Regions from separate parts of the Mus musculus genome. Here all the other regions are linked to region 1. The links are chromatin loops, found by intact Hi-C in ENCODE. Cell type or tissue: heart. All regions are shown on one strand.

What was found. A loop is a pair of places that touch in the nucleus more often than their neighbours do. Peaks named below come from ENCODE experiments on the same cell type or tissue, not always from the same donor. Only the 100,000 strongest peaks of a DNase experiment are listed, where the experiment ranks them.
Region 2: it touches region 1 in a loop (6-fold over the local background); 19 of 42 quality-filtered maps call a loop at or near these places.
Region 3: a loop joins it to region 1, with 2.5 times the contacts of the local background. A loop is called at or near these places in 25 of 42 quality-filtered maps.
Region 4: a loop joins it to region 1, with 4 times the contacts of the local background. A loop is called at or near these places in 16 of 42 quality-filtered maps.

Annotation. Positions count from the first base shown.
Region 1 is chr12:85,166,924-85,171,923 of GRCm38, reverse strand. It overlaps Pgf (placental growth factor), which reads left to right. Exons shown (of 7, transcript NM_008827.3): 3 at 68-264; 4 at 470-549; 5 at 2,384-2,413; 6 at 2,507-2,566; 7 at 4,510-5,000. The coding sequence ends at 4,513. Among named protein-coding and RNA genes, the nearest start is that of Pgf, 7.9 kb to the left of the region's middle. In heart, a CTCF peak has its summit at 2,276 (motif pointing left); DNase peaks (open chromatin) are centred at 863, 1,523, 1,933 and 2,263; H3K4me3 peaks cover 542 bases; H3K27ac peaks cover 937 bases; H3K27me3 peaks cover 255 bases.
Region 2 is chr12:85,302,913-85,307,912 of GRCm38, reverse strand. It overlaps Nek9 (NIMA (never in mitosis gene a)-related expressed kinase 9), which reads left to right. Exons shown (of 22, transcript NM_145138.2): 19 at 1,547-1,776; 20 at 2,289-2,450; 21 at 4,240-4,446. Among named protein-coding and RNA genes, the nearest start is that of Zc2hc1c, 17 kb to the right of the region's middle. In heart, a CTCF peak has its summit at 2,183 (motif pointing right); DNase peaks (open chromatin) are centred at 2,202 and 2,969; H3K4me3 peaks cover 249 bases; H3K27ac peaks cover 293 bases.
Region 3 is chr12:85,284,996-85,289,995 of GRCm38, reverse strand. Zc2hc1c (zinc finger, C2HC-type containing 1C) reads right to left here and starts at 1,405. Exons shown (of 3, transcript NM_172414.4): 1 at 1,211-1,405; 2 at 1-444. The coding sequence starts at 425. It also overlaps a transcript of Acyp1 not described here. In heart, a CTCF peak has its summit at 2,858 (motif pointing right); DNase peaks (open chromatin) are centred at 225, 1,365 and 1,715; H3K4me3 peaks cover 2,076 bases; H3K27ac peaks cover 1,152 bases; H3K27me3 peaks cover 214 bases.
Region 4 is chr12:85,216,795-85,221,794 of GRCm38, reverse strand. Eif2b2 (eukaryotic translation initiation factor 2B, subunit 2 beta) reads right to left here and starts at 2,314. Exons shown (of 8, transcript NM_145445.4): 1 at 2,071-2,314; 2 at 1,853-1,973; 3 at 1,550-1,698; 4 at 155-318. The coding sequence starts at 2,233. In heart, no CTCF peak of the experiment used is centred here; DNase peaks (open chromatin) are centred at 1,734, 2,414 and 3,939; H3K4me3 peaks cover 2,306 bases; H3K27ac peaks cover 2,054 bases.

The sequences.
Region 1 (5,000 bases):
ACTAAACCCGAGAGCCAAGTCTGAGACACCCCTTCTGACCTGACCTGGCCCTTCTGTCTTCCCGTAGTGGTGCCTTTCAACGAAGTGTGGGGTCGCAGCTACTGTCGGCCCATGGAGAAGCTGGTGTACATCTTGGATGAATACCCTGATGAGGTGTCTCACATATTCAGTCCGTCCTGTGTCCTTCTGAGTCGCTGTAGTGGCTGCTGTGGTGATGAAGGTCTGCACTGTGTGCCGATAAAGACAGCCAACATCACTATGCAGGTAGGGAAACTCTCCCCCACATGTCACCGCCTGCCCATAGCCCACACTGTATTCAGATCCCCACAGAACCTCTAGAAATTACCCAGATAGGGACAGAGGCAGGTCAGGGGCCTACAGTGGGTCCAAGCCAGGGTCCCTTGAGCCCCCATTCCAACCTTGAGCTTCTCATGGACTCCTTACTGAGTATGAACTTTGTTTCCCACAGATCTTGAAGATTCCCCCCAATCGGGATCCACATTTCTATGTGGAGATGACATTTTCTCAGGATGTGCTCTGTGAATGCAGGTAGGTCCTGGGTGGGCAGCAGGGACAAACCCTGATCACTTAGCAGATCCTTGCCGGGCCCCTGGGGCAGAAGAGGGGGTTGCCAGCCTATAGCAGGCTGCGTTTGTTTCCCTAAGCAAGTGGTCCTGGGGAGATGTTTTTCATTTAATATTCCCTATGAGCCAAGTCACTCTGAGGAGCTGGCCCCAGCAGCTGGAGTACAGCTGCCAAGATGTCCCAGTAGAAAAGGAAGTCTCCCCTAGACATCCAGAGCCCTGGCGCTTGTCACACAACTGTCACAGGTCCTTGGAACTAATGTCTATAGACGAAGGTATCACAAGCCTGTGCTTGATTCAGGACCAGGCTGCCTGCCTGTGGGGAGTAGGGTGGGCAAACTGTACTGAGAAGACAGCAGGAAAACCTCATAGAAGGAAAGAGACAGGCAAAGCAGGTACAGTGGTGTCTTTAGAGTTGCTGCACACTGCTAACTGTCCCTGGGAGCTCTGGCCAACCCTCAGCCTTGCTATCTGTTCCCCAGGCTCTTGGCACACTTGCTGCTAGGAACAGCAGCCTAGCATGCCATCTAGGTCCCGGAGACATGAGATAGGTCTGGAGCGTCTCTGTGTCACAGACAAGGCACCTGACTAGAGGTTTGGAGCCTCGTCTGGAGCTGGAAGAAGGGGAGAGCAACCACCTTCCACGTGTGTCTCTTCAGTGCCCACTGCATGCCACACACTGGCCTAAGTGCCTGGGAAATGGTGGTGAGCGGGATAGCAAGGTTGTGCCGCTTGTGGCCACCTTGTCAGCATCGCACAGAGGAGGCGAGCCAGACACTACAGTTCTGTGATTTGCTCCACTGGCCAGCGTGGAAAGGGGCTCTAGATCTGGACTTGGCCTGTCTCACGCCTGCTGCCTTTCTTGGCAGTCACCATGTTCTTCATAGCCACAGTTAGCCACACTGCCCGGCTCTGCCTAGGACTCTAGCTGCCCTCTTTGAACCTGAGCCCTGGCTCCAGGCCCTCTCCACTCTGCCAGTATTAGAGGCCTTGAGTCAACCTGTTCACTTCCAGCCAGACACCAATAGCTCAGTCAGGAGTCCCTCCTTGCCTCCTCCCCCAGGGGCTGAATGGTGACCTTTACCTTTTATATCATCTTTTTTCTGACTTGCCCATCTGCAGAGGTGTGACTGGGCAAAGTGGGCTGGCTCAGGACAGCATACACTCAGGGCCCATGCGGCCCCTCCTGTCTGGAACACTGCTCTTGGGAACTACTGAAGAGATCTCTTTCCAGCAAGCCAGGCAACAGGGACACCTTTCTTTTTACTTCTGGGCCAAGAGCCATGGCCCCAGAAGGCAGAGCTGGGACATGCCTGGAGACTGCGAAGCAAGCTCCCTGCTGTTGCCACGGTGGGGCTGGGTTAAGCCCAGGCAGGCAGTCTTAGCTGGTAGTCACCATTGCCCTGACCACAATCTTGTTCATCATTTACTTTCTTGAGGGGCTCCCAGAGTGTACCCCTAGAAGGAACGGGGAAAGTGAACAGAGAAAAAGTTTAAAAAGCAGAAAGCAGAATCAAAAGATCCCAGCTCTTGATGCCAAGAGGCTGGGACGAGCAGAAACATGTGATGAAAAGCCCCAGAGGGGAACATCGACCTCCCTGGGGATTGCCAGGACCTAGGGTAGGGCTGGGAGCGCAAGCACTGGGGCCCCCACCCCGCCACAGCTTCTTCACCAGCTCGGTGCTGCCCCCTAGCGGCGCTGGAGCAACCGCCTCACCAGGACCTAGGGACTGTGGGAAGTGGGTGGTAGCAGGAAACATCCATTTACTCGTCTCCCCTGCATCTTTCCGTTTCCCTAGACCTATTCTGGAGACGACAAAGGCAGAAAGGTAAGTGTACTTAGTGCGCGGGGAGGTTGTCGGACCTGCCAGCCGCTGTCCGAGCACGAGGAACCCTCTGTACTGACGCTTGGTTTATTGCAGGAGGAAAACCAAGGGGAAGAGGAAGAGGAGTAGAAACTCACAGACTGAGGAACCCCACCCGTGAGTATGCTGGGGCCCAGGACTGGCACAAAGGCTGAGCCTGAGGGGGTGGGGCACTGGGGATGAGGTCTTGCGATGAGAACAGGGAATCCACTTTTAAGGTCTAAGGCGTGCGGGGCATGGTGGCGCACGCCTTTAATCCCAGCACTCAGGAGACAGAGGCAGGCGGATTTCTGAGTTCGAGCTCTACAAAGTGAGTTCCAGGACAGCCAGTGCTATACAGAGAAACCCTGTCTCGAAAAATAAATAAATAAATAAATTTTAAAAAAAGGTCTAAGGCGCATCCAGGGACTTTAATTCTTGTCCCTTATCTCTTTGTGGCCTTAAACAAGTCCCTTTCCTTGTAAAATGATGGGCCTGGGAGTACAACAAGCAATGTGCTACTGTGCAGGGATCACTGCTGTGTGCCAGGCACCTAGGTGACAACCACATGCCCTGTTCTTCCAGATCATGCCTTCTCCTACATAGTTGGCCACTTCTGGGCATCTCTGGGGCAGGTGCAGTGCGTCTGCCGCTCTCAGGTTCCCAGGCCAGTGTGTCTCTCTGTCTTTGGATCCCTCCCTTCATCTCCCCTCTCCCTGCCTTGCCCATCCTTGCTTCACCCTAGGGGTAGCAGGCTGGAGTCCCAGGTTACAGAGTCACAGTGTAGCTGGAAGAGAGGGGTGGGGGAAGGGACACTCCCACCTGGCAGCCAAGCTAGCCAGAGCTAAATGATCAGCACACACCACACAGATATCAGGTGCCACTGTGCCATCTCTCAGATATGGGTTCTCAGGGGTCTTGTTCAGGTATCGCCCCAAAGAATTTTAATAGTTCATGTGCCTCTCGCTTAATTTTAGGTTGGCCTTGAACCTATGCCTAGAGGAGGATTGTTTTATTTTGTTTTGTTTTACATAGGATGCTATGTAGTCCAAGCTGGTTTTAAACTCACAGCAATCCTGCCTCATGTGCTCACTGTGAACTTCTCTTTCTTTCTTTCTTTCTTTCTTTCTTTCTTTCTTTCTTTCTTTCTTTCTTTCTCTCTCTCTCTCTCCCTCTCTCTCTCTCTCTCTTTCTTTCTCTCTCTCTTTCTTTCTTTCTTTTTTTATTAATTTTTAAATTTTTATTTATTTATTCTGGTTTTTTTTTTCAAGACAGAATTAACTCTGTGTGGTCCTGGCTGTCCTGCATCTCACTCTGTAGACCAGGCTGTACTCACAGCGATTCACCTGCCTCTGCCTCCTGAGTGCTGGATGAAAGGCATGTGTTACCACTGCCAGGCTCTTTTTGAAGGTTTAAAATCATATTCACAAACAGTTGGGTTTGGAGGTCCTAATGCTCCTTTGAGGGGAAAGTGCAACCTTAGCAAGGACAGCAGGCCCCAGGCCTTCCACACACAAAGTTTAAGTGAATATCCAAGAAGGCTGGAGACTGATTTCTTTAAAAACACCTTTTTTTTTTTTTTTTTTGGACTGGAGATGTAGCTCGGCGGTAGCAAGCTTGCTTACCATGTGTAAGACCCAAGCTCAACCCCCCACCCCAGTGCCACAAACCACCTAGTATAAAAGTACAAACAACAGAGCCACTCCTACCAGTTCCATCCGAAGACTGCTGTCTTGGGATGGGTTAACCAGAGACACTGTTACGGGATGCCAGAACGGCTTCAAATGTCTCTGCCACTGAATGGCGATCTCTCCGCCTGAGCTCCACATCTGTGAAAGGGTTAACACTCCTGTGGTGTGTGGCGAAGGGTGAATGAGACAGGACCTGGCACAAAACTGGGCACCTGAGCTGGTGCTTGGCAAGGGAGACACCTGCTTGCTGGTCTGGGTATGAGCAGGCTTGCCCAGGTGCTGTTTCTTGGTGCTGTTCCTTGTCCCTCTGGGTCTGACCCTCTCTCTAGGAGGGGACGCCATCCTCACAGCATCCTGTCCTCTGACTTGTCTGTGTTTGGTTTCTGGCAGGTGATGTCATTTCCCGGAGGTAACCAGCCACTCAGAGGAGAGCCCCACACCCAGCTCACGTATTTATTACCGTCACCCTCTCAGAACCCTCCCTGCTGGTACCTACCCTCTATTTATTAGCCGACTCGTCCCTGCTGAATGACGTGCCCCCTCCAAGATAAGGGGCATGGAAGGACAAGACGCTCAGGAATTCAGTGCCTTAAAACAGAACGAGAGAGAAAGAAAGAAGCCAGCCACGGATCTGTGGGAGCTTCGGCTTGGGAAGAAGCAAGACATGGACATGGCCTTACAAGGGGCAAGCCGCACCCCAGAGGCCCTGGCTCTCCAGGGAACTGGAGAAGAGAAGAGGAGGCCTAGAACCTGCCCTGATTCCCAGCTCCACCCAGAGAGCAGCTCTGGCCCCGGCTGCATTGAAGGCATGTAGAGGGGACCCAGTCTACTGTATCCTGGAGATGGGACAGGACATTCGGCTCTGGAGAGCAGAGCTTGCC
Region 2 (5,000 bases), 140 kb before region 1:
AGGGACCAGCTTGGTCTTTGGGTTGAGAGGAAAGGTTGTATTTTGGTGAGTGTTGAGGTTTTGGCATTGTTATCAGGGTGACTTCATCTTCTTGCCTGCATCACATACTTGTGATACAGTTAAGAGACTTGTTCCACATTGTAATGGGACATTTGTATTCCTTACCATCCCATGAGCCTTTACTTCCATAGTATTCCAGGCAGTCTAGTCTTTCTATAGCACTTGGGAGGCAGAAGCAAGTGGATTTCTGTGAGTTTGAGGTCAGATGGTGCATAGTAAGACCCTGTCTTCAAAAACCAAACAAAATTTACCTTCAAAATAGGCCCTCTGAAGGAAAAGTCAGTTACTAGCTTTCAACTTAGGAAAATCAGCCTAAACCCTCTGGTAGCTTTCCACCTGTGAGAAGTCATGGATGTGCCATTATTTCAGAATCCATCTTCTTATTTTGGGGAGACTTAAGGGGTGCTTGGCTCAATGCTGAACAACTTTTTACATAAGACAAATACTAGTGGAGGACACTTCAATGTATTTACCTGCCAGAGATGCACTAAGATTTAGAAAATAGACATGAATTCTGGTGATTGTAACACATACCTTTATGTAAGCCTGGCATGGTGGCACATGCTTATCATCCTAGCACTAAGAAGTAGAAATAAGTGCAGTAGTAAGGTCAGAGGTTCAAGGCCAGCCTGGGTGGCATGAGGATCCTTCCTGTCTCAAGAATTAAAATTTGTAAACTGGGTGTTGGTGGCGCACACCTTTGATCCCAGCACTTGGAAGGCAGAGGCAGGCGGATTTCTGAGTTCCAGAGGCCAGCCGGATCTTCAGAGCAAGTCCCAGTACAGCTAGGGCTACACAAAGAAACTTTGTCTCAAAAAGCCAAAATAAGGAGAGAGAGAGAGAGAGAGAGAGAGAGAGAGAGAGAGAGAGAGAGAGAGAGAGAAGAGAGAGAGAAGAGGAAGAAAAAATGTAGGCCCATAAGATGGCTCATGATGAAAGGCTTATACTGCCATCATGACAATTTGAGTTCAGTCCTGGGACTCACGTGATAGAAAAAGAGAATTAACCTTTACAGTACAGTGTATACACACATGCCCACATCCACACACATAATAAATCAATGTGATAACTTAAAAATACTGTGGAGCTGGAAAAACAATCCAGCAGTTAAGAGTGCCTGTTGCTTTTACAGAGAACTGGGGTTTGGTTCCTAGCACTCAAATGACTGCTGACAACCATCTGTAACTCCAGTTGCAGAGGATCTGACACCTTCTTCTGGCCTCCAAGGGCAATGCATGTGCATGGTACCAGACATACATGCAGCTGAAACCACCCATACCCATAAAATTTTTTTTAAAAAATCTTTTTAGAATAATTTTTACAAATTCAAATGCTATCTATGTAAAAACAATTTAGTCTCAAATATTTGTTTGAACGTTCCACTTTGTGCAATTCTAGGACCTTCTGTGGGGGTGAATGAGGTGTCAGATGCTAAATCTCTGTGGCCTAACGAAGCTCTTTCTTTCCTATGCTACACATCTACCAGTGGTTCAGAGCTCCAGCCCAGGAGGTGGCATTGGTGGTGGTGGTGGTGGTGGCGGCGGCGGCGGGGGTGAAGAGGAAGACAGTCAACAGGAATCTGAAACTCCAGATCCAAGCGGAGGCTTCCGAGGAACAATGGAAGCAGACCGTGGGATGGAAGGCTTAATCAGTCCCACGGAGGCCGTGGGAAACAGCTGTGGGGCTAGCAGCTCCTGTCCTGGCTGGCTTCGGAAGGTAATGCCCTCAGAACAGATGCTTCAGATAAGCCTGTGACAGGAGCTAGTGAGGGCTGCCAAGGTCTCAGTTTCTAGTGCCCTACTAATTGAGACAGGAGTCAAGGCTTCACTTTCCCACCCGTGAAGACATCTGTGTTTTGTTTTAAAACGGGGTCTCAGTTTGTAGTCCTGGCAGGCTTAGAACTCAAAGAGTTCCACTTGTCTCTGTTTCCCAAGTGCTGGGACTAAAGGCAGCCTGGAAGGAGGCCTCAGTGCCTTGCCGTCAAGCTTCCTGACCAGCAGACAGTGTGTGTAGAATTGTGTTGGGAAATGAACCAGATACAACTTGCTGAACTTGAGCTAGCATCGCTGAAGTTTGGTTCCAGGTTAGGCAATATATGTGGTCAGCCACCATTCTGTACCACTAGAGGGCGCTGCTGTCACAGCAGCGTGAAAGTGAAAGCTACAAAGACCGTGGGAGAAAGGAACTTGCTGCAGCCAAACTGGTGAGATTCTTTCTTGTCTGCCTAGGAGCTGGAAAACGCAGAGTTCATTCCCATGCCTGACAGCCCCGCTCCCTTAAGTGCGGCGTTTTCACAGTCTGAGAAGGACACGCTGCCCTATGAAGAGCTGCAGGGACTCAAGGTCGCATCTGAAGTTCCTCCGGAGCCCCAGCGTGCAGCAGGAGCCTGGGTAACTGACAGTGGCTGTTTGTGCCTGGGCTCTCCTGGCTTCATCATGTCCTCTCACTTTCGGGGCCAGTGCTGCACTGTCCTGGCAGTTGCCGCTCTGCCTTCCAGCACAAGAGGGTCATTTCTTCCTTTCTTCCTCAGGAGTACTAAGCTGAACCATGAATTTCCAAATGGTCTTTTTGTTGTGACGGTTTGTTTCTTTATGGGGCAGGTTCTGTAGCCCAGCCAAGGATGGAGGATGACCTTTAACCTCTGTTACTCCTGCCTCTATCTCCCTCCCAGATGATGATATAGACATGTGCCACACACCCAGTTATGCAGTGTGGGGTCCAGCCCAGGGTTCTCTACATGCTAAGCAAACTCTTCACAGATAGCCACGTTCCTAGGCTCCAAACTCAGTTTTAATGGCACCATGAGTGTTAGCTGAGCTGTATGTAAGAAGCAATGCCTGGAGTCTGCTGAAAGAACAGCATACAGCCAGCCTGGGTAGAAGTGAAACTGTAAATCAGTTCTAAACCAGAGGGCACCACAGATCTAGAGAAGCCACGGCATCGTCACATGACTTTGTGGGCTGTTTAACCCTTTGCAGCTACAGCTCTGACGTCATAGCACAAAGCAGTCACAGATGCAGATTGAGTGTCTCTTGCCCAGATGAGTGGGACCCAGAAGTCTTTCAATCTCACATTTTGGTGTATTTTGGAATATCTGTATATACATAATGCTGTGTAAACATAGCTTAAAGGCCATTTTGTGGTTGGAGGTTATTTTGTGTCATATTTTAATATACCTATTCTGGACTGCAGGCCGTCTATCTCAGGAGCTTAGGTGTGATATTTCCCTCATGGTATCGTGTCAGTGCTCACACAGTGTTGGACTTAGGAGCAAGTAGGCTTTTCAGGCTAGCGGTGTTCAGCCTGTGATACAGAATGGATGAGTCCCCAGCTAGCATTTGCTAACCTGCTATTCATCTCATTTTTATTTAATTATTATTTTGCTTTTGAGGCAGGGTTTCTCTGTGTGACTCTGGCTTCCCTGGAACTCACTCTGTACACAAGGCTGGCCTCAGACTCACAGAGATTCGTCGGCCTCTGCCTCCCAAGTGCTGGGATGAAAGTGTGCATTCCACACCTGGCTCTGACCTGCTAATTTTAAAAGTGTATATGGGAGAAAAATCCCAACTAGAATAACTGAAAGCCTTCCCAGGAGAGTGGCAACAAAGCCCTTAAAACCTGAGAGTAAACCTTTCCCCTCCTGGGTTGGCCTTCTTAAATTGTCTTGTCAGTGTTCTTCACAAACTCTTCTCGAATCTCTGACACAGTGTGACCAACTACATTTTATGAACCTCACTCACTTGATCAGAACTTCACTTCAGCACTTCAGCACTTTAAAGTAGAACATATTAAAGTAAGAATTGCCGGGCATGGTGGCACATGCCTTTAATCCCAGCACTCGGGAGGCAGAGGCAGGTGGATTTCTGAGTTCATGGCCAGCCTGGTCTACAGAGTGAGTTCCAGGACAGCCAGGGCTATACAGAGAAACCCTGTCTCAAAAAACAAAAACAAAAACCAAGAAAGTAAGAGTTTTGTAAAATCCTCCCAAATAGATGATTCTGCAGCAGCACTAAACACTGTCCTGTTAGTACCAAGTGCCACTGGAATCCAGGCTTTTTTTTTTTTTCCTTCATTTGCACCTGTTTTTGCGTATTTTTGTATTATCTTGCTGGTTAACGGAAACTGTTTGTACTGGGGAGCCATGGCAGATCCTGTGCATTATCTCCTCCTTGTCCCTAGCCCCCTCGGCTGGATCCTGCAGTGCCGTGTGTTGGGAAAGCCCTGACCTCTGCTGCTTGTGCGTGCAGTGCTCTGCAGGTGGAGGTTGACAGGTTGCAGGCTCTGGTGTTAAAGTGTCTGGAAGAACAGCAGAAGCTCCAGCAAGAAAACCTCCAGATGTTTACCCAACTACAAAAGCTCAACAAGAAATTGGAAGGAGGCCAGCAGGTGAGAACATCCATTAAAAGAGTAATTGAATTCTAAATCTGCTTTGAAAGGTCACAGAAACAAGCTGCAAAGTAAAAGTAGACTTAGCTCTTTGTGACTCCCTGTCTCTCAATGATGGGACTTTGAACTTGATTCCAGGAGCCCTTGGACCTATCTAGCTTATTATAACACCTAACTTCTATTGGTTTTTTTTGTTACTAATTGTTTGGCTTTTCTATTTTTATTGTGAAAATGTTTAAACATTATAACAAACACCCATATGCCTACCATATAGGCTCAGTAATAGTAATAACAAATTACTTCTTTTGGTAGGTATGTATACATTCTTTTTTTTTTTTTTTTTTTTTTTTTTGGTTGGATGGTTTGTTTTGTTTTGTTTTGAGACAGGGTTTTCTGTGTTTCTGGCCTTCCTGGAACTCTCTGAGTAGACCAGTCTGGGCTTGAACTTGGGAGATCCTCCTGCCTCTGCCTCCTGAGTGCTGGAATTAAAGGCGTGCACCACTACTACCTGAGTACATTCTTATTCTAACCATTTTATTTGTATATTTGTGCAA
Region 3 (5,000 bases), 120 kb before region 1:
TTCAGTGGGTAAGCCCGATCCACTCCCACTCGTTTCCTCCTAAAGGGAATGAAGTCCTGGTCATTTGCTTTGGGATACCGGGGTGTCGGACTAGACAAGTAAAACAGACCCTTTCCTTGGCCCTGGGCATTGTTCCCTGAGCCTTGCTGCCTGATTCCTGCACTGTGGGGACAGGAGTGCCTCCGGGCTTTTGTGCAGACGTTCCTTTTGGGGCGGGTGGAGACCTCGTCCTCCTGCTCCATTTCTGTGTTGCTCCAAAGCTTCGACTGGAAACTATTCCTCAAATGTCCCATCGAGGGCCGCTGGGAAGAGTCACTTTGTTCGTAAGGGTCGTGCTTAGCTGAGTGGAGTCCAGGAGCTTCTGTTTTATTATGTGGGAACATAACGCCCACAGGCAGATGTGGAGCCAACTGGAGACCAGCCATTCAGTGCCTGGACCGAAGCCTAGGGGAGATTTAAAGCAGATACATGTGAAGAATTTGTCTGAGGTTCACTCCCGGCTGCTAGAGTAAACTGTTTGTCCATTTGCCCTACCCACATTCCCTTTAAACGTTTCTCGGGACTGTGGTGTTGGCTCTGCCAGGACATTCTTTCAATAAGCATTTAGGGAGTGATGGTTATGTGCCAGGCCAGACATTGCTAAGCCCCGAGGACCAAAGAATGGACGTGACACAGGTGTTCTGCCACTGACTTTCCTCCAGGCCTGTAGATGACCTGCTCTACACCATTTATGGAATGGGTGGGAAAAGCTTTAGATAGAAGGTCGTCCGTGACACAAAACAGGCAACCTGCTCTTACCAGCCCCGGGTTCTTGTAAATTGCAGAGGCCGCTCTGAGTCCAGTCCCACGGTTTTACGGGGTGAGAACAGTGGCCTGGCGACAGGGCCTGGCCCAAAGCACTCCCTGGACTTTCCCCTTGCTACAAACTACAAAGAGCACGAGCCACCCGGGCCTGAAGCAGGTGCCCGGCTGTCAAGCCCTCATGCAAAGATGCTCTATGGCTCAAACCGCACCAGGCTTGTAAAGAGAGTGTGTTGGGAGAGGGGGTGACAGACACCTGAGCGCCCCAGCCCGCTTTGGATCCGGAACTCCAGAGTCATGTTCTGTCCCAGAGGGTCAAACGGGAGTCCTTACTGGGACCCGGCCTCTAGGGATAAACTCTCACTCTCCAACCCCTCGGGAGGTCTCAGTATCTCCCCTTTCGGCGTACCTGAGGCGCTCGGGGGCCGCTCCAGCTCAGGGAAAATCCCCAAGACCTAGTTTTCCACACCTGACTAAACCCAACCGCCGTCCACGCAGGCGCTCTCTGTCCACCTCTGTTATCCCGTTGCCTGGAGACCAGAGCACCGCCTCTGGTTGAGAACTTTTAGCTCCAGATGTGCGCAGGCGCAGTCCACAAGCAATCCGAAAGCCGCCGGGGCAGATTGGGTTGGAGGGACGGAGGGAGGTGGTGGAGGGAGTGCGGGGAGGTGGGGAGGGAGGTGGGGAGGGAGGTGGGGAGGGGAGGAGGGAAGGGAGGTGGAGTACGGGTGCAGTCGGGTCACTTGTCGAGGTGCAGCCAACTCCGCAGCTCAGATCAGCGTTTCCCTTGGGGAGGGGTTGGAGAGGTTTTTCTGGGGCTACATCAAAGAAGAACTTGGATTTCTCCGAGAATGAAGCTCCCAGACCTTAGGGTGTGCCCTTGTCTGGAGAAGGGTGGAGCCCCTAGATGGGCTGCGGAATCATCCCGCCCCAGGATTCGGGAGTCTGTCCAGCTAGCGGGAGTGGGACTGCTGATCACCCTTCTGAGTGCGCTCGGCTACTGCGCTCAGGCCCCAGGTAGGGCTATGTAAGAGCTCCAGGCTACATGCTCCGGGCTGTCTTCCCTCGCAATGCTTTGGCGCTTGCTATTATATTAGCTTTACTATTATTTCACTACGTGTTATAGTCCCAGGGTAGTTTCTATGGCCAATCTAATCATTTTGCTATTATAACGTTTCACTCTCACGTGACCGTTACTACTTAGGGCCCAGGAATGACTCAGCCAAAAGTAACAATAATAAAGTTAACAACCAGATCAACAGTAATGAACATAACTTGATTTCAACATTAAATGGTCCTCTGTAACTTTTTGACAACAGAAGAGAGTTTATTTGTCTTCTTCGTGCTTCAGTTCATTTGGATAAGCTGTTTTGGAACAGATAGCTCCGTTTTTCTTGTAACTACACAGAAGATTCGAGCACGTGGGAAATAAAGTAGACAGCAGTCTCGTTAATACAACAGATCAGATGTCAGCTTTTATGCGCTACAAAAAAAAATTCCTTGGTGGACTCTCTAGGGCAGATTGTCAGTCATTCTTTTCATTCCCAGTTGGCTCTTCGGCCTTCTCCACATTGCAGAGGTTTCCCACGGACTAGGACCCTGCCTCAGTCAGCTTCTATGGGTTTTCCCATACATCTTTTCTAACTCGTTTCCATACTCTCCCCCTGAATCTCTAGTGTTCAAGTATACATAACTTCCTTGTGCAAGAAAAGTTCCCCTTCCCATCCCTGGGTCTGTCTCTCTCTGTGTTAGGATCCCACTGGAGTCTCTTCTGTTTTGTTTTGTTTGCTGTTTGTTTTGAGACAGGCTCCCTATTTAGTCTATGGTTAGCACTAGTTAGTCCTCCTGCCTACTTAATCCTCTTGTCTCAGATTCTCCCAGGCTGGGTATAGGCATATAGGCCTTTCCTCCCTCCCCCCCCCCCCCGCCCCCACGCACACGCACACAAGAAAGAGAGAGGAAGAGAGAGAGAGAGAGAGAGGAAGAGAGAAACTCCGAGGTCTATGTGAATATATGCCTTGTGTGTGCAGTGCCTGGGAAGGCCAGAAGATGGCAATGGAACCCCTAGACCTGAAGTCATGACAATTGAGAGCTACCTAACAGGACACCTCAAGTTCTTTTTCTTTCTCTCCTTCTCCGTCTCCTCTCCCTCCTCCCCCTCTCCCTCCCCCTCCTTTATTTTGCTTTGGTTGGCTTCTTTGTTTGTGTTTGTTTTGTGGTTGGTCTGGAGCTCTCTACATACTCCAGGCTAGCCTTGAACTCAAAGAAATTCTCTTGCCTCTGCCTTCAAAGAGCTGGAGTTAGAGATGTGCAGCATGTCCAACACACCTCAGCTGATTGCAAACTCTACACACTTACACAGCTTTTCCTTATCTTTCCTCTTTGTTCTGGCCCCTGTGGTCTGGCTCTCTCTCTCTCTCTCTCTCTCTCTCTCTCTCTCTCACTACGCAGCTAATAGAGTCCTTCTCGGGCAAGCTTCTATTTCTGGAGCCTGTTCACTCAGCAATATTGATCATCCACTCCCTCAAGACTCAGTTCTCACTACTCCTGTGTCCTCTTGGTTTCTTTTTCTCAGTCCTGTTCCATCTATTTAAGGTTTCTGGCATTTATATCTTCTGGCATTTATGCAATAAGTATATTGGAATATACTTAACTCCCTTACTGGCCTTCTAAGTTTAGATATTCCCCTGAGTGCTCCTATTTTTGATGTATATGCAGTTCTGCAGTTCTAAGTAATCTCTTCCTTATGATTTTTATTAGATCTGAAATTTGGGGGCTCACTCTTGTCTAAAATATGCCCTGCTTAGCAATAGTGTCTCTCCAACTATCCGCCTGGCACCTCCTCATGACAGTTCCTTAGGAGCCCTAGATTCAGTGTGATAGACATTGATCATCTCCCCATTCTCTGTCTGCTGTTTTCCTGGTTCATGCCCGCTCACCCTCAAAGCTGCTTCCTTTGCCATCTCTTCCAAACGACCTACAAATGCTATTGAGTCTACATCTGCCAGTTTTCTCATAATAAGTGGCATCCTCTCTTGTTCTGCCTGTGTTAATCGTTGGAGTGGCTTTACCCCCCTCACCATCAGCATCTGCTCCCTAATTCTTGCTGTTGTTCAGATGTTGATTCTAAACCTTCTTTCTCAGCTTCGTTGATTAGCAGGACCGAGGCTTATCAATCAGTGTTAGAACGACAGTGGGGGTCTAGAGAGATGGCTCAGTGGTTAAGAGCACTGACTGCTCTTCCAGGAGTTCTGAGTTCAATTCCCAGCAACCACATGGTGCCTCACAACCATCTGTAATGGGATCCCATGCCCTCTTCTGGTGTGTCTGAAGACAGTGACAATGTATTCAAATACATAAAAAATAAATCAGTGGTAAGATGTATACTTAGAATGCACAAGGGTCTAGATTCCATTACCAAGCAGTAACAACAACACACACACACTACATACACACACACACACACACGCACACACACACACACACACACACCACACACAGGGTGGGGGGGGGGGAGAGGAGCAGGTGAGGGAGAGAGAGATCACAAATAAAAAAGTATAGATAGTACTTTGGCAACACATATACTAGAACAGAATTGATACTGAGATCAGCATAGCTGCTGTTCAAGAATAAAACACAAGTTTTCAAAGTGTGTCTTTTAAAACTTGTATATATTGGGGCTGCGGAACTAGCTCATGTTGTGCAAACATGAAGACCTGAATCAGTCATCACAATCCACATTTTAAAAAGCCCAATTTGAAGCTGGGCGTGGTGGCGCATGCCTTTAATCCCAGCACTCGGGAGGTAGAGGCAGGCGGATTTCTGAGTTCAAGGCCAGCCTGGTCTGCAAAGTGAGTTCCAGGACAGCTAGGGCTATACAGAGAAACCCTGTATCAAAAAAAAAGCCCAGTTTGGTGGGATTTTTACAGATTTCTAATCCTACTTCTGATAGTGAAGGATGGGTGACTCACTCCCTGGGTTCCCTGGGCAGTCGGCCTAGCCTACTCAGCAAGTTCCAGGACAGTGAGTGAGCCTGTAGGAAGGAAAAAATGGGTTGTACCTGGAGAATGACACTCCAGGTTGCCCTCTGGCCTCCATGTGTGTCCACATACATACGTGAACAAGAAGATACACAAAATCACATACGCATATGTATGTATATATCATATGAAGTGTGAATATATATGTCAGTGTGAAGT
Region 4 (5,000 bases), 50 kb before region 1:
CAGGGCTGTGATTAGAAGTGTGGGCTGCCACATCCGGTAGGACTTACTTTCTTAATGACTCCAGGCTGAGCTAATTGATTCACAGTCGGCTCAGGCTCATCCCTCCTTTATTCCCCCTTCACCCCTTCTCAGCAACTCCAAGCGCCCCTCTTACCTGGCAGAAAGGAGCGCACTCTGCAACAATAACGTGGAACTTCCTCTTCCGGGCCGCCTCTTTAAGGAAGGCCTCAACTGTCCTAGAGTAGCCAATGGTCATGATCACCTCGTTGGAGTGGATGTGCTCCAGAGCCTGGGCGGCAATGTTCTCCATTGTGCCTTCTGCAAGAACAGGTTTGCAAGGGGACGTGAAAATGGCATGCTAACCCCAGACAGGCAGGGCAAAGGCTCACAGGGGAAGCTGCCCTTAGACACTGCCAGCCTGGCATCACAGGCTTAGCAGGCTCAGAGTGCAACAGTCCAAGCTCTTAAAAGCATCACTCTGGGGTCCTGGGCCTGCACTCCTCAGCCAATCTGGGAAATCCTGAAGTGCTAACCAAAAACAGATCTTCCCCTGATAGAACTATTCATCCAAAAGGTGGCCACAACACCTCCATGGGCAGTGGGCATACCAAAGAAATACAGAAACCCCACAGCAGCTTGAGAGTGGCTGTCTGGAGTACAGGTGGCACCTAGTTTGTTTGTAAATTGTCTAACTTATTTTCAGTGCATGAATGTCTTGCCTGCATGTATATCTGTTTGCCTCATGTGTGCCTGGTCCCTGTGGAGGTAAGAGGAGGACATCGGGTCCTCTGGAACAGGACTTACAGGTGGCTATGAGCCACAGTGTAGATGCTGGGAACTAAACCTGGGGACTTTACAAGAGCAGCTTAATCGCTGAGCCGTCCATCTCTCCATCCCCAGTACCCAGTGTTAAATCTCTGAAGAACAGACTGTAACAAAAATCTGCAAGTGAGGATGGAGGCGGTATGTATATAAATACCTCAAAGGGGTGGGCATGATGGCTTAGTGGGTAAATGTGCTTGATGGGCAAACCTGGAAACCTGCCCTCCATCCCTGGAACCCACATAAAGGGGGATGCGCAAATTCTACAAAGTTGCCCTGTGACCCACACACACACACACACATACACACACCACTAATAGTAAACATTTTTTGAAGTCAAGATGAAGTTTAGTGAAAAAGAAACTTCCAAATGCGGCTTTGGGGAACTCGTTTTCTGTTTTTTGCAGCACTGGGAATGAAACCCAGAGCCTCAAGTAAGGCACTCTTCCACTGAGCTACATCCCCAGCAAGTTCATTTGCTATAAAATAAAATAAAATAAAATAACTTCCCCTAAAAGAAATCTCTCGCTTAATATACTGTTAAAGAGCAGGTCTGTCTTGAAAGATGCAGTTACTATAAGCTTGGTGTTTTCCATCCACTCCTACCAAATGGGTGTTCAAACCAGAAGACTGGTGATCTCGCCTATCCCTGTCAATGCACAATTTCTAGGGGACTGTTTCACTTGCCTGCGACCTAACTTGTCCACTTAGTGATCAGATCTCTTACCCAGTTCCACCAGCAGCTCATTAATCGCCTCAATGATGTTGGCCTTAAGTGGGGCAAAATGGAAGCTGAAATCCTCGCTCAGGCCTCCGGATGTCAAGAGTTTGTGCAGGGACTCCTGCTGATCGCTCTCGTCACTGCGCCCGTGCAGTCTATGGAGGCAACAAGACCCAAAGAGTGATCACTGGGGCAACGGGAGCAGCTCAGCCACAACAGAGGCTTCAAGCTGATAGGTGGCACGGTTTAACAACCAAAAGCCAGCACCCCTTGGTCCCACCAGGAGCCCACCCAAGCTGTGAGTTTGACCTGCCATACTCCTCCCGGATGATCTTGAGGACTCTCCGCACCATATTTCCCACGGTGGTCTCGGAGGGCTGCGCAGCCGTCATCCTCCTGCCCTCTCTGCGGATCAAATCCATAAGGTCCCCTGAAACCCAAGAGAGACCGAGTGAACGGGGCAGGCGCGCGGTGAAAGTGAATATCAGCTTCAGGAATAGAACAAGAACGAGGATGAGTTGCCGCACCCGCGTTGTTCCAGTGGTGGTCCGTGATAAGCCGGCGCAGCAGCCCCAGGGTCTCCCGAGCCATGTCCTCCGAGCTGCGCTGCCCGCCACCTCGCTTCAGAGTCTCCACGAAGCCTTCGATCCTCTCGGACAACTCCGAGCCCTTCGCCGCGGCACCCGGCATTTCCAACACCGTCCCGGGACTCACTTACAGAAGCCTCAATTGCCAAAGCACTGTTTCACTTCCGGGCCGAGAGAGGTCAACTTCCGCTCGGTGAAACATAATTGAGTTCGTGGAGTTGTAAGCCCGCCCCTCCCTCTGCTGAGGCCAATCAGAAACGTGTTAGGGCGGAGCTGGGCGCACCGCCGGGAAGTGACGGCTGGAAGGGTCCCCTTGGGAGTCTGCGCGCCGAGCCGGGAGGCCCGGAGGACGCTGGCCAGTCTGGTTGCTATGGGAACAGCGAGCGGCTCTCCCGCCCTGCGACCAGCAGAAGTGGCTTTCCTCCTTCCTGGCTCCATCGCTGCCTGATGCTTGGCAGACGCCTCCATGAGTGCGAGTCCAGGGCTCGAGACGCCCAGAAAAGTGCTGCTGCAACGCGGGTTGAACATGTTCACCTTTTCCAATGGGTTCCATTCCCCACCGACTTTATCTTTCTTTTCCCCGCTCGGTGCAAGGAATTGAACGTAGGATCTCACAGGTGCTAGGCAAGTGGTACCACCATTCCTATTCCTAGCTCTTACGTTGTTGTTTGCTTTTTTATATCCTCGGCCTCGAAAGCCCTAAGGAATGTCACTAATGAAAGAGATTCAAAGTAGAAGCTAGCCGGGCTGTGGTGGCGCACGCCTTTGATCCCAGCACTTGGGAGGCAGAGGCAGGTGGATTTCTAAGTTTGAGGCCAGACTGGTCTACGAAGTTAGTTCCAGGACAGCCAGGGCTATTCAGAGAAACCCTGTCTCGAAATAACAAACAAACAAAGTAGAAGCTAATAGGACACCAAGAATGCTGTCCTGCAATTTGGAGGCCGGCGAGTACATGCAATGTAATAAGTCCTTCCATTGACCCGACACTTACTAGGTATTGAGTGCTGTAAGTTCTTACTGTCATACAGCTACATGAGGTAGGTTCTCCTCCCCCGGCTTTACAAACTGAGAAAGAGATTCACGGTATTGAAGCAGTTAGGGAGGTAAAAAGGCTGTGCTTATCCTGGGTCCCCTGAACCCAAACGGAATTAGAATCTCTTATTTATTTAAGATAAACGTCTTGGGCTGGCGAGATGGCTCAGCCATTAAAGGCTAGGCTCACAACCAAAAATATAAGATAAATGTCTCAAAAGTGAATCTTCCAGACTTTTAAGACTTTCCTTACAGCTGATAAATTGTCTTCAGAGGGATTAGATCGGTATCAAAATCATATAAAGATAGTACAGGAAAACTGTACCTGTCATTAGCAAAACAAAAAGAAAAACCTAATAAATTACTAGAAAAATAGAATGCAGCAGTACATTAAAAAGTAAATATTTGCAATCTCTAAATAGCATATTGTTTAATTTGCTGGGGTCTGGCTCACCTGTATCTTTGCTTTCAGGGCCGACTCTACTGTGTTGCCCAGGCAACGTGCAGGGCCAGCTCTCCCAAGTGCTACAGCCAGTGGGGCAGGGCTAGCTCTCCCCAACTCATGACTCTAGGATCAGCTCTCCTGACTACTGCAGGTGGCAAGGCAGAAGGGAGAGGGCATCACACCAGTACCTGTACCATCTCACCCCAGAAAGGTCAAAGAGGCCAGCTCTCCCACACTCTGTCCTCTCAAGACAGCTCACCTGGGTCCCCTCCACCAGGGCTGTGCTGCCCAGATGAAGTACAGTGCCCACCTGCCCAGGTGCTCTAGTGGACAAGGGACAGGGCTAGCTCACCCACTCTCATGACCTCAAGGCCAGTTCTCCAGACTTCCTGGGGGGGGGGGCATCACCCAGGCACTCACACCACCTCTGGCAGAGGTTGGCAGGGGCCAGCTCTCTCTTGCTCTCACCCTAGGGACTGGCTGACCCAAAAACCCCTCAACCAGGGCCAACCCTACTGTAATGTTCAGGTGAGGTGCAGACCCAGTTCCCCTCACTCTGATGACCCTAGGGTCAGCTTTCCTGACTGCCTCAGGTGGCTAGGGGTGAGTGGGCAAGGCCATCTACCCCCTGCCCAGATCACCTCACAGCAGAGGAGTGGTGGGGCCATCTATCAATGTTGTACATGCTTACCAACACATGGTATCACCAAACATCTTTATAGAAAGTAGGCATAAAAAGATCCTTCAGGATTGTTTTAATTTGCATTTTCCTGCTTGCCAGTGATGCTTGTGTTTTCCCACATTTATCGACCTTCATTTTACTCATGATTATAGCTTGCATATGGTTGAAGTGTGTTCCTCAAAAGTTCAAATGCTAAGGGTTTGGTCTTTTAGTGTGATAATATTGGGAAGTGGTGAGCCCTGGGAGGAGTGTAGCGTCTGGAGGATGACACCCAGAGGCTTCCACGTGCTACCACTTGCAAGTGAACACATCAGCTTTCCCGTGCCCATGAACACATCGGCTTCCCCGTGCCCATGAGCACATCGCCTTCCCTGTGCCCTTGAACACATCAGCTTTCCCGTGCACATGAGCACATCGGCTTCCATGTGCCCTTGAACACATCAGCTTTCCCGTGCCCATGAACACATCGGCTTCCCCGTGCCCATGAGCACATCGGCTTCCCCGTGCCCTTGAACACATCAGCTTTCCCGTGCCCATGAACACATCGGCTTCCCCGTGCCCATGAGCACATCGGCTTCCACGTGCACATGAACACATCAGCTTTCCCGTGCCCATGAACACATCGGCTTCCCTGTGCCCATGAGCATATCGGCTTCCCCGTGCCCATGAGCACATCGGCTCCCACGTGCACATGAGCACATCGGCTCCCAC